3 separate regions of the Mus musculus genome follow, and all the other regions are linked to region 3. Evidence: chromatin contacts called from ENCODE Hi-C or POLR2A ChIA-PET data. All regions are on one chromosome and are shown on one strand. The core of a region is the stretch at or near the end of the contact, and the rest is flanking DNA. Distances in the headings are between cores, read along the strand shown. Region 1 holds the start of B3gat3 (beta-1,3-glucuronyltransferase 3 (glucuronosyltransferase I)). Region 2 has its middle 34 kb from the start of Ahnak. Region 3 holds the start of Eef1g (eukaryotic translation elongation factor 1 gamma).

Region 1 (3,752 bases), core at 232-2,731, 47 kb after region 3:
CCTCAGGTCCTTCTGCCGAAGCTGCTCAGCTGCAGCTCGAAGCGGAGGGAGGCAGTCGCAAGGCTGGCCTGGTACCAGGAAGCACCAACAGGGTGAGCAAGTTGTGACAGAGAACCACAGGATAGTAAGTAGTTCAAAAACCCAGGCCAATTCTTTTTAATTCCTAGCCAATACAGAAATTCCCTTGTAACTTGCTTTTTTTTTTTTTTTTAGAATGGTGTCAGAGACTCTTCACCTTTCACTGTTACTGTGTTACTGTTTTAAGGTAGGTCTTGCTATAATGGCTCCAAGCTGACTGACCTCAGACCTTTAACCCACTGACCTGTTTCCCAAACGGTGTGCCACAACATTCAACTCTTCAATTTTAACCAGTTCCATCTGTCACTCTATTTTTCTTTGCTGGGGCTCCAACCCAGGGCCTTACACTTGTGAGTGTTCTACCACTGTGCTACACCCTCAGCCCTGCCACTATTTTCACTAGTACATTTCGACGATTATCTGTCAGCCTTTCTGTCCTTTCTACCTTCTGATCCTAATTTTACCTTCCACACATAAGGAATATAACAGTCTGAACTAGAGGCTCTCCTGTAATGGCACTACCTGAAAAGCGTTTACCAAGCTCCCACATAAAAGGCTGGATTCAAGGCGCTCCGTGGTCACGTGACCACTGACTTGTCAGTAAGTTCACAGATTCCATTACACGACAAATATTTATTGAATAAAAGGGGGGGGCAGTCCCTACTCCCTAGCTACTTTAGTGGAAGAGGTAGACACTAATAAAGTCATTACAAATTGTGATATGGGCCACTTAGAAAATTAAAAGAGATCAAGACTAATAAGGGTTACTTGAGCTAAGGTGGTCAGGGAAGTCCTGATGTGACATCTGGCCTAAAACCAGGATGAGAAATAGATGGCCTGGAGGTGGGGAGAGCACAGCTGGTCAAAAGCTGGAGGGGACAATGAACCAGGGGGTTCTCAAAAACCTATCAGCAAGCCGGTCTGAGAGGCAGAGCAAGGGGAGGGTGGAAAATAGGTTGCTTGGCGGCGGCGGGGTCATTTGGGGCTTGACCGGTATCCGCGGAGTTGCAGACTGCCGAGAGTTCTACACAAGGGGTCACCGAGGGCTGTCCCGAGGGCTGAGCGAGCGGGAAGCCGCTGTCTGCGGGTCTCATCCCCAGCGCCTTGGGCCGGCCCTCCGCACACCGCCCCGCCCCGCCCCGCTCACCGAGCTGCACCAGAGCGTAGAGGAGGCCGGCGATCGACACCAGGAAGTAGGCAAGAAACACGTTCTTCAGCTTCAGCTTCATGGCCGGTGCCACCGGGGCAGGCGGGGTCCACCGGGACCGGCAGGGACAGGTCCGCCCGGCCCTCCGCCCTCCCGCCGGCCCCGCCCCGGCCGCCCGGGCCGCGCCCCGCCTTCCCCAGGCTCCCTTACTAGTTCCCGGGAACGCGGGACTCTGAGCGACACCTGGGACCACTTCCGGCTAGTGGCGTCCCTCCCACAGGCAGCTTCCGGTCCCGCCTCCTGGTAGGCCATTCAGGGCGTTGACGCTATATCCGCTGGGTCAAGCGGTCGTGGCAGGCTGACCAAGAGCTTGTGTGGCCTAGCTCTATAATCATCTTGAAGCTCCCAATTGAGCACAAGCTCCACCCTTGTCACTGAGTTTTCTAGACTCACTCAACCATCCTTCAGCCTCAGCATTGGCTGCTTAAAGAAACGGTTGTTCATTACTTGTTCAACCAATGAGTGAAATCTAAAACGCACCAGGTGCTTGGCTAGGTCGTTTCCAGTGATTCTCAATCTTCCTAATACTGGGACCCTCTAATACAGTTCCTCATGATTTGGCATCCTCCCCATCATAAAATTCATTTTGTTGCTACTTCAAAACTGTAATTTTGCCGTTAGGAGTTGTGATGTAAATGTTTTCTAATGGCATTCCTGCTGGTCCCTCCTGCTTTGTGCTGATTGTCCTGGTTGTCTGTTAGGTTGTGCCACCGCTGCTTCGTGTTCGCTATCCCTACTCTACCGAACTGAACTGCTGATAGATTCATGAAATGTCTGAGTGGATCAAGCTGCCACTGCTAGCCTGTGAAGTGAACTGCAGATTTCCAGACAACAGACAAAAGCTACTCCAAAGAATCTTTCTAAACATGTCCACATCCCCCGTATCTTTCATTTTCCACAACCTCTGGTGGGTGGTGGACTACAAGGGAGGTTAAAGTGTTTAAGAATCATCATTAAAAATAGGATTTGAAAACAGTTACACATGTTCGTGAGGACCAGAGGACTTTGGAGTTTTAGCCTTGGGACCTCAGGTTTGGTGCTCTAACTGTTGAACCATCTCATCAGCCTTCCAATTTTAGGCCAAAATTATGTCATTACCATGGGACAATTTTTAAAAGTTCCTTCTAGATTTTCCGCTCCACGAGCTGTAGTTTCTTCAGGGTCACCTCTCTTCAGCAAGTGACTACAGAGCTAAAAGTGGGTACCAAGTCTACACTACAACAATGATACTTTATTCACGGATATGTAACAATTTACATATTTAGTCCAGGAAGTAGCTTGTCTAATATGCAGTTTTTCTTTGTCCCACCCCTACCCCCAAACCCCCATCCCCGCCCAAAACAAGGTTTCAGTTTCTCTATTTAACCACCCTGACTGTTCTGGAACTCACTTTGCTAGCTAGGCAAACTCAAGAGATCTGTCTACCTCTGCTGGGATTTAAGGGGCATACACCACCACTGGCCAGCATGTGCACTAGTTTCTATCACCAAAAAAACCTGGGGTAGTGGTACATGTCCGCAATTCCTGGACAACATTGAAAGTGGAGGTAAACTCCACTATATCTCAAGATGGTCAGCATGGCAATGGTGGCACACGCCTTTAATCTCAGCACTTGGGAGGCAGAGGCAGGTAGATTTCAGAGTTCTAGCTTGGTCTACAGAGTGAGTTCCAGGACAGCCAGAGCTATACAGAGAAACCCTGTCTCAAAAAAGAAAGAAAGGAAGAAAGGAAGAAAGGAAGAAAGGAAGAAAGGAAGAAAGGAAGAAAGGAAGAAAGGAAGAAAGGAAGAAAGGAAGAAAGAAAGAAAGAAAGAAAGAAAGAAAGAAAGAAAGAAAGAAAGAAAGAAAGAAAGAAAGGAAGAAAGGGAAAGGGAGAAAAGAAATATAGTCAGCCTAGGCTACCTGGAACCCTGTCCTATTACACAAACTGTTTCTCTTTGCTGAACAATAAATAGTTTCAACATATATTCAATAAAAAAAAACTCACAAAAGAAAATACTATGTTCCTACCAGTAACTATGTTTCTGTTTCAATGTTACATCATAATAAAAACATTTAAAACTCCTTTCATTTAGCTCTGTAAAAACCATTTAGGAATTATCTAGTCACCCTATCATACAAAACAAAATTTCAGAACTTTTTTTCCTGTAACCAAGTATCCACTACTTGTCCTTTCTCCAATCTTCCCAACAATAGTTTTGAGACTTAGTCCAGAATAGCCTTCAACTTAAAAGTCTCAGGATCTCAGGATGTCCTTGAACTATTCCACCATTCCCAGAAAGGTTTTTTGTTTTTGTTTTTGTTTTTTTTTTTAATCCTTATCTGAAAGGGTCTGTGGTCTAGAATGGCTTTGGACTCCCAACTCAGGCAATCTATCAGACTCCAGCTCTTTGCTAGCAAGTTCAACATAACAATGGGAGGATTTTTTAAATGCTGATATAGGGCATGACCATAGGTCAAATTCCCAG
Region 2 (3,745 bases), core at 198-2,697, 56 kb before region 3:
TTAAAGGTGTGCACCACCACAGCCCGGCTTAATGGTTTTTCAAGTCAGGATTTTTCTGTGTAGCCCTGGTCAACCTGAAACTCAATCTATAGACCAGGCTGGCCTCTAACTCAAAGATTCACCTGCCTATGTCTCCTGAGTGCTAGGATTAAAGGTGTGCACCATCACCACCCAGCATTTGATAGCTATTTTTAAATAACTTAAAAATAGTTTTTAAAAAATAGCTATTTTTTAAATTATTTAATGTGTATGATTATGTTGCAATATTATATGTATGCATAGCACACGTGTCCCTGGTGCCCTAAGAGGCCAAGATGTATATCAGATGAGAAACTAGAGTTTTGGGTCATTGTGAGCCAACTTGTGGGAACTGAGCTGAGATCTTCCAGAAGAATATTAACCTCTGAGTCCCAAGATTTCGTTTTTTAATGTATGTGTATGAGTGTGAAACTTCATGTGCATATGTGCGCCATATGCATACATGAGGCCCTGGAGGTCAGAAGAGGGTGTCAGATCCCCAGGAACTGGAACTGCAGCTGGTTGTAGGTGGCCATGTGGGTGCTGGAACTGAATCCAGGACCTCTACAAGAGCAATAAGTGTTCTTAACTACTGAGCCATCTCTCCATCCCCAGTTATTAGTTGTTTGTTTGTTTGTTTGTTTGTTTGTTTGTTTTTTGAGACAGGTTCTCACTATGCAACCTTGGCTAGCTGGACACTCAACTATATAGACCAGGCTGACCTAGCATTCACAGAGAATCCACCTGCTTCTGCCTCCCCAGTGCTGAGATTAAAGGCATGTGTCGCCATGCTTGGCTCTAGTTTTTATTATTATTCCCTTAATACTTTCTGAGACAAGAAAATGTCTAAGATCTACAGATTTCAAGAGATTTTTTATGCCCCCCCCCGCCCCCCGAAACTCCCCCTTCCTTCAGGAAACTATCAAGGGGGAGGAAAAACAATTTAGTTTCTAAAATCTGAAAGCTTTGATTTCCCTAGGCAGGATCATCCCTTCTAGGCTCTGAGTAGAGCCTCACCTCTCTGGACTGTGAGATGGAGTGGGTAGTGCCTACTTTCCTGGGTGGAGCTGAGAACACAGTGTGAAATGTCCTGAAGATAAAGCACTTGTGCACTAAAAGTCTGTCCAAAAATTTAAAAAAAAAAAAAAAAAAAAAAAAAAAGAAGGGTTCTTCATCTGTAACCCTTTCCAACCTCAACCGTCCTACCGGGAAGTCTTTCTGTGCTGGCCAGACCTCAAACTTGTTGTGGAAAAAAACAGAGGCATTTATGGGGAAACGAAACCGCCCTCCTGGGCAGAATGTTCCCCCACACATTTGCTGTGGCACAAGGCTGCTACTCTGCAGGGAGCATTCAGCCTCAGGAGGCCCCTGAAGCTGCCTGACGCCACAGGGTGATCCAGAGGCTGGTAAACAGCTCCTGGTATTCCCAGCTCTGTGGCAAGCATTCATGCACAGAATTCTTTGTCCTCGTGAGCAAAGACAGAAAGCTGCTGTGTGCTGCAAAGCCCTAGGCCAGAGCCCCACTTTCAAAATCCCCAACCAGAGATCACGCCAAGGCCAAGCATGCCACCAGCCTCCAGAGTGCACTTGCGAAATAAACTTGCCCAAACTTGGACTTCTCGCTTGAAAACTTAGATTTACTTGTTAATTCTGAAGGGAAAACATGGCAAGATTACAAGGAAGAAGTCTGGCAAGCTCCTACTTAATTGGCACTAGTACACTCACATGCCTTCAGAAGGATGAGCTAAAAGGCACCTAACATTTACTTCTATGAGTGTCCTACCCGCAAAGGTGCCACCTGATGTGATCATAAGGAACAGCATCAGACACATCACACAAAGGGATATTGCTACAAAACAACTGGCTCCATACCCTTCAAAAGGATCAATGCCAGGCCAGCAAGAGGGGAGCAAGTAAAAGTACTTGCTGCCAAGCCTAAGGACATGAGTTCGATCCTCAAGACCAAAGATCCCATGTTCCAAGGTTTGTCCTCTGTCTTCCACACTTGAGCCATGTCTCCCACACTCAGACACACAGTCACTCACTCATACTCATACACTCATACACACATTAAATATTTTTTAAAAGGAAAAGATATTGCAGCTGCTGGGGTCGTTGTATGCACTTGTAGTCATAGCTTTGGAAGGCTAAGGCAAAAGCATTGTGAGTTTGAGGTCAGCCTGAACTACAGAAGGACCTTCTGGCCAACCTGAGTTACATAGTGAGACCTTCTAGGTTGAAGAAATAGTGGCTCACACCTGTAATCCCAGAATTGGAGAGCCTGAGGCAAGAGGATCAGCATTAGTGTGAGCCAATCATACACAGGGAGTTTCAGGGCAACCTAGGTAACAAGTATAAGACTCTGTGCTAGAGACAGCATTAAAAACAAAGCAAAATAATAGATTGAAATCATGGAGAAGAGAACACAATTCCAAGGGGGACTCAGAAGCCTAGCTGGGACAAAAGGTCAGCTCTGTTAAGGAAACTACAGGGATAAGCAAGAAACTTAAGAATGGATGATATGAATGATAGATCGAAGTAAGACTTACTAAATGTAGGGGGCTGGTGAGATGGCTCAGTGGGTAAGAGCACCCGACTGCTCTTCCAAAGGTCCAGAGTTCAAATCCCAGCAACCACATGGTGGCTCACAACCATCCGTAACGAGATCTGACGCCCTCTTCTGGTGTGTCTGAAAACAGCTACAGTGTACTTACATATAATAAATAAATAAAATCTTAAAAAAAAAAAAAAAGACTTACTAAATGTAATCATTATATTAGAGTTGCATAAGAAAGTGTCCGCACACAGTGAAGCACTTATGGGTTAAAGTGCTGTGACATCTGTAGTGAGCTCTTGACCAATTCAACAAAAATTAAGTGATTATAATATCTATATGGAGAGAGATTAAAGTAAGGGAGGAAAGTGTTAAGAATTGGAGAACACCCCTAAAGATGGTACACACCTTTGTTCCCAGCACTCAGGAAGCAGGCAGATCTGAGTTTGAGGCCAGCCTGGTCTACAGAGTGAGCTCCAGGACAGCCAGGGCTACACAGAGAAACCCTGTCCTCCAAAGAGGAAGAGGAGGAGGAGGGTTTGGAGTGGAGGAGGGAGGGGGAGGAGAACACAAGTGCCATGTATATGTGCATCAACATATTATTCTTGCAATTTCTCTGAAGATTTTAATTTAAAGTGTGCATAGTTTAAAAAGAATGAGAAAAGACAGAAGTGGTGTGCACACCTTTAATCCCAGAACCCAGGAGGCAGAAGCAGGTGGTTCTTTGAGAGTTTGAGGTCAGCCTGGTCTATATAATGAGTTTCAGGCTAGTCAAGGACACAAAGTGAGATCTGGGGATGGGGTAGGGGTGGAGGTAAGGGAAAGAGAGAAGATAAAAGGAAGGAAGGATGAAGGAAAGGACCAACACCTTTAGTTGCATGCTTAGCTGAGCCCTCTGGTTGTATTTCCTAACTTCACAGCTCAGATGGTACCCTGAAGTAGGATGTGTGCATTAGCCATGTGTGAGTCCCGGTGGAGGCTGTCCATTTTGGTCTGGGAAGCTGGAGACTCAGCTACACTTCAACACTGACATGCCTCAGAACATTTCAGACAATGTCACACAGGAAAAATAATTACTCAGTGTTACAATCACACCTTGCTTTTCACCCAAAATGGTCCATCCACACCACTCTTCAGTCTGCTTCCAAGGGCATCATGGACTATTGGGTCTGG
Region 3 (3,643 bases), core at 75-2,574:
GGAAATTTTCGGAGAAATTCAGGGGTGCGGTTGGTTTGGCCAAAGTGGAAGTGGGGTGGTGCGGAGAGCACGCGGACCTGAGCCCCGCTGTACTGAGCAGCGATGAGGGCCTTGAAGGCCCTCCAATTTTCAGGGTATGTGTACAGGGTCTACAAGAGAAAGGGTGAAGGATGGACTAGAGGCAAGGAACCCTGAATGCCACTCCCCACGCACACTTCCATGCAATTCCAATGTGCACAGCTTAGATTCACTCCTAGTGAACCGAGTATGCCCCATGTAATCAGAGTCCTCTGAAATACCAAGAAGAACATCCCAGCTGCTAAATAAAGCTTACCGACAGATGTGACCTCTCTTAAGGACATCTCTAGAGGCATTCTTCCCTTCAAAACTTCTGGTCCCATCTGCCTAAACACACGAACACTCACACCCATCTCTCCCAGAACCCTTGTTTCATTCATTGGCGGTGACCCGGAGTCTAACTACTTCCAGGCTGCTATCACTTCAAAAGCACACACACAGACCAAGGGATTTCAAAGTTCCCCTCAGAATCGACACGCTGAATTCTAATGTTCATCAGTTATTCTTCCTGAAATGCCTTTCTTTGCACATGGCGAATTAGCAACCCTCTGGTCCTGTCCTGCAGTGAGTTCCCAGTTGTCTCCCTACTAAAATCTCACCAGCAGGGTCCATATGGGCTCACTTCACCCCCCCTTTATTCCTCTGGCTCCCAAACCTCCCCGAAGGTCAACTCCCAACGTGCCAGTCGCCCCTTCCCACAAAGACCCTCTCCTTTCCACGTCCTCGTTGTTGTCCCACAAAACGGTGGCAAAAGTTCCACCAACCTGCTCAGACGCCACACCTCAAAATGGCAGTGAGGTTAAACACTTTTTAAAGGTCCAGACAATGGAGACCCAGCATCTTTTTTCTCCTCAACCCCAGAACGTTCCACCTCTAGCCTCTGAGCCCCAGCCTCAGTTCCCCTCCAGGCCCTAGAAACCATGCTCTCCGACCGTACGGCTTGTGAACCCCAGATCGGCTCGCGGCTTGGGTCTGAAACTCCCCTGGCGCCGACTGGCCCCACTCAGGCAAAGGATGGCGGTGGATAGGGTGACCCTAATCACCGGAGCCGGCAAACTTACCCCAGCCGCCATGGTGATTCCGCAGAGAAAGGGGGTGGGGCTGTCGGTGCTGCCGCAAAGTAAGCCGCAAAGGAGACAAGGGAGGAGGAAAGGAGAGAGCAGTGTGGAAACAGCGGCCGGAAAGCGAGGACGGCATAAAAGGCATACGCACGACAGTTCCGTCTACAGCCCCGCTGAGTTGGAAAAAGCGAGGGGTGGGGCCCGCAGCCTGGAGCGCAGAGAGCGGGCGCCTGCGTAGTATAACTCTGGACGATCCTGCCCCGCCCGCGTCGCCGACCAATCGGAAGCCTGATAGGAGACGGAGCTCACCCAGGGAGGGGAAAAGTGTGAGAACCCGGCGGAAGCACCGCCCCTCGAAGGCTGGTATCTGGAACCCGTGACAAACTACAGGAACTGCCTTAAGGAAGGGGTGGCAATTTACTGAATTCCTTTTGTTCCTGTTCGGGTTTTTTCTGTAAAGGGTCTGTCTGTTCAGCTGGGGCCCACGGCCGAAAACATCTGAAAGTAGGTCTGCTCCGATTAAACTCCGTGCTGTTAAAACTTACACAACAAAGCAGCACGGACCAACTTGCCACGTCACCAGCACCACTCAGGCTTGGCTGCGCCCCAGAGGGTCGGGTAAGGCAGCCCAGTTCTGATACAATAGTTTACACATATCCAAATTTGAAAATAAATCTTGACTCCAGCTTATGGGCAATTTGAACTCTCTTTCACGTTAAAGGATAGAAAAGACAAACCCTAAACCCAAATTTGTGGTTCCCATCACCTGGAGCAGCAGGACAAGTCTCGTGTGGGCAAAGGTTGTTCTCAGAAATCAGTGCCTTTGCCTCGTGGAGGTGGCACTCCCTAGGAAAGTGCTGGCAAGTGGGAAGGAGAGCTCTGAAGTGGAAGTCATAGGACTGTTTTAGAGTAGTCAGGCCAGAAGCTACATTGAGGCAAAGAAAAAAGGCGTTACCAGGAGGAAAACAAAGACCTCGTAATGGTCTTATGAGGGAGTATGCAAAAGAACATTAAATGTCTGTATGAAATAAACTAGCAGCTTTATTGTTTTTGAGGTTTGGTTCCTCACTTGAGGAGATTTTTAAGTGCTTGAGGGATAAAACCCTGTAGAAAATGATGAAGACCAGGGAACAGGCCTTGGGAGTCCTGGAGTGGGGCCACAGTGAGTGTCTGCTCAGCCTGGGAGGCAGATGCCACAAAGCTGAGGAGGGGCTCCCCCGGCGGCCTCTCTTGCTCACTATTGGGTCCTTTTAGTTCCTGGGTCACACGAGCTTCCATTGCCAGCCACTCTGCTCCTGTGGTGGGACCTCCTCTACCTTCTTCCTTGGTTTGTTGCTGTAATCGTCTCCGGGCACGCCGCCTCCCCTGCCATACTTGGTGCCACAAGGCACAGCGCCAGCTCACTGATGATGGGTGTGATGCCTCCTTCCCTGTCTCACCCTGAGACCCTTCTCCAGCCACTTCAGGTTTCATGGGATTATGCTCAGCTGCCTTGTCTAGACAGTTTGCAGTCATCAGGGGCAACTCCTCCTCTGGTGGTCCCGAGTGCAACAAGGCCCAGTCCTGAGGTGTCTCTCGAACCTCTATTACCATTTCTTCTACCTCATTTTCACTGTGGTCCCCTGCACATCCCTGTGGCTCCTCTTTCCCTTCCTCGAAGCTCTTTTCTTGCCCACCAAGTCTCTGTCTTTTGTTCACCCCTCCCAAGGGAGAGTCTTTAATTCTGGCACCTTCTGACCGTCGTCTCTTGGTTCCCTGTTCTATGTGGCATCCTAGTGCTTCCCTTAACACATCCACCAAAGCCATAATGACCTGTGGAAAGGGGGCAGAGGGTAAGGGGATGAGCTTGGCAGACAGCAGGGAGCTAGGGGAGCTGGGCTGCAAAAGCGGGAGCAGTCCCCAGTCCCGGCCCCGGGAGGAACGCTGCTGGTACTGGAGACTTCGGCAGTAACTGGCTGCTGCCCCACAACAGCTCTGCAGACGTTTAGCCACCCGGCCGGTCACATTGGCTGCAACATTGTGACTCAGGTCAAAGGGGTCCTGGAGATTCATGGGGCCAAGGCGCAGCCCTTCCCAGAGATCAGAAGGCAGGCCCTCTGCCACCATCAATGGCCGACCTTCCCGCAGGGACAGCAGGGAGCCAGAAAGATCCAAGCAAGATACGCAGGAGAAGAACTGGGCCAGCAGGGAACCTGATGGAGGCAGATTAGAAAAAAGGGGGTCACCTGGAAGCCATAACTGGGACATCCCTGCAGCTACTTCAGTGGGACTCTCTTCCCTTCATAGGACTTCAGAAGTGTCCTGAGAAACCCAGCCATGCCCTGCCTGACCCAGATGCTTCTGCTTGGCCTAGAGAGCAGGGAAACTGGGGAATACACCTCTTACTTGCCTGCCCAAGATACGTGTTTTTCCATCCATAAAACAGCTGCCATAGGCTACTATGAAGACCATGCCTTACACACAAGTATAATATATGTCTCTTATTCTTGAGCATGCCTTGCACA

Evidence for each region. A loop is a pair of places that touch in the nucleus more often than their neighbours do. ChIA-PET counts read pairs that join two places held with the same protein, here RNA polymerase II (POLR2A).
Region 1: a map of gastrocnemius shows a loop between it and region 3 (4-fold over the local background). The contact joins the promoter of B3gat3 here to the promoter of Eef1g in region 3. A Hi-C loop is called at or near these places in 3 of 37 maps with a recorded cell type or tissue (T-helper 2 cell, gastrocnemius and heart). POLR2A ChIA-PET finds 5 or more read pairs at or near these places in 4 of 5 experiments (Patski and embryonic stem cell).
Region 2: POLR2A ChIA-PET joins it to region 3 with 11 read pairs in Patski. The contact joins the enhancer-like site here to the promoter of Eef1g in region 3. POLR2A ChIA-PET finds 5 or more read pairs at or near these places in 4 of 5 experiments (Patski and embryonic stem cell).

What each region holds. Positions count from the first base shown.
Region 1 is chr19:8,918,122-8,921,873 of GRCm38, reverse strand. It overlaps B3gat3 (beta-1,3-glucuronyltransferase 3 (glucuronosyltransferase I)), which reads right to left and starts at 1,481. Exons shown (of 5, transcript NM_024256.2): 1 at 1,226-1,481; 2 at 1-68. The coding sequence starts at 1,307. Gm36629 (a long non-coding RNA gene) reads left to right here and starts at 32. Exons shown (of 3, transcript XR_003952913.1): 1 at 32-124; 2 at 214-265; 3 at 557-3,275.
Region 2 is chr19:9,020,918-9,024,662 of GRCm38, reverse strand. It overlaps a transcript of Ahnak not described here. Among named protein-coding and RNA genes, the nearest start is that of Ahnak, 34 kb to the right of the region's middle. Within about 2 kb of position 1,447, at least 1 of the 3 ENCODE cell types and tissues checked has a DNase peak (open chromatin) inside an H3K27ac peak, as active enhancers do.
Region 3 is chr19:8,964,722-8,968,364 of GRCm38, reverse strand. Eef1g (eukaryotic translation elongation factor 1 gamma) reads right to left here and starts at 1,324. Exons shown (of 10, transcript NM_026007.4): 1 at 1,140-1,324; 2 at 1-149. The coding sequence starts at 1,151. Tut1 (terminal uridylyl transferase 1, U6 snRNA-specific) reads right to left here. Exons shown (of 9, transcript NM_197993.3): 9 at 2,155-3,331. The coding sequence ends at 2,205.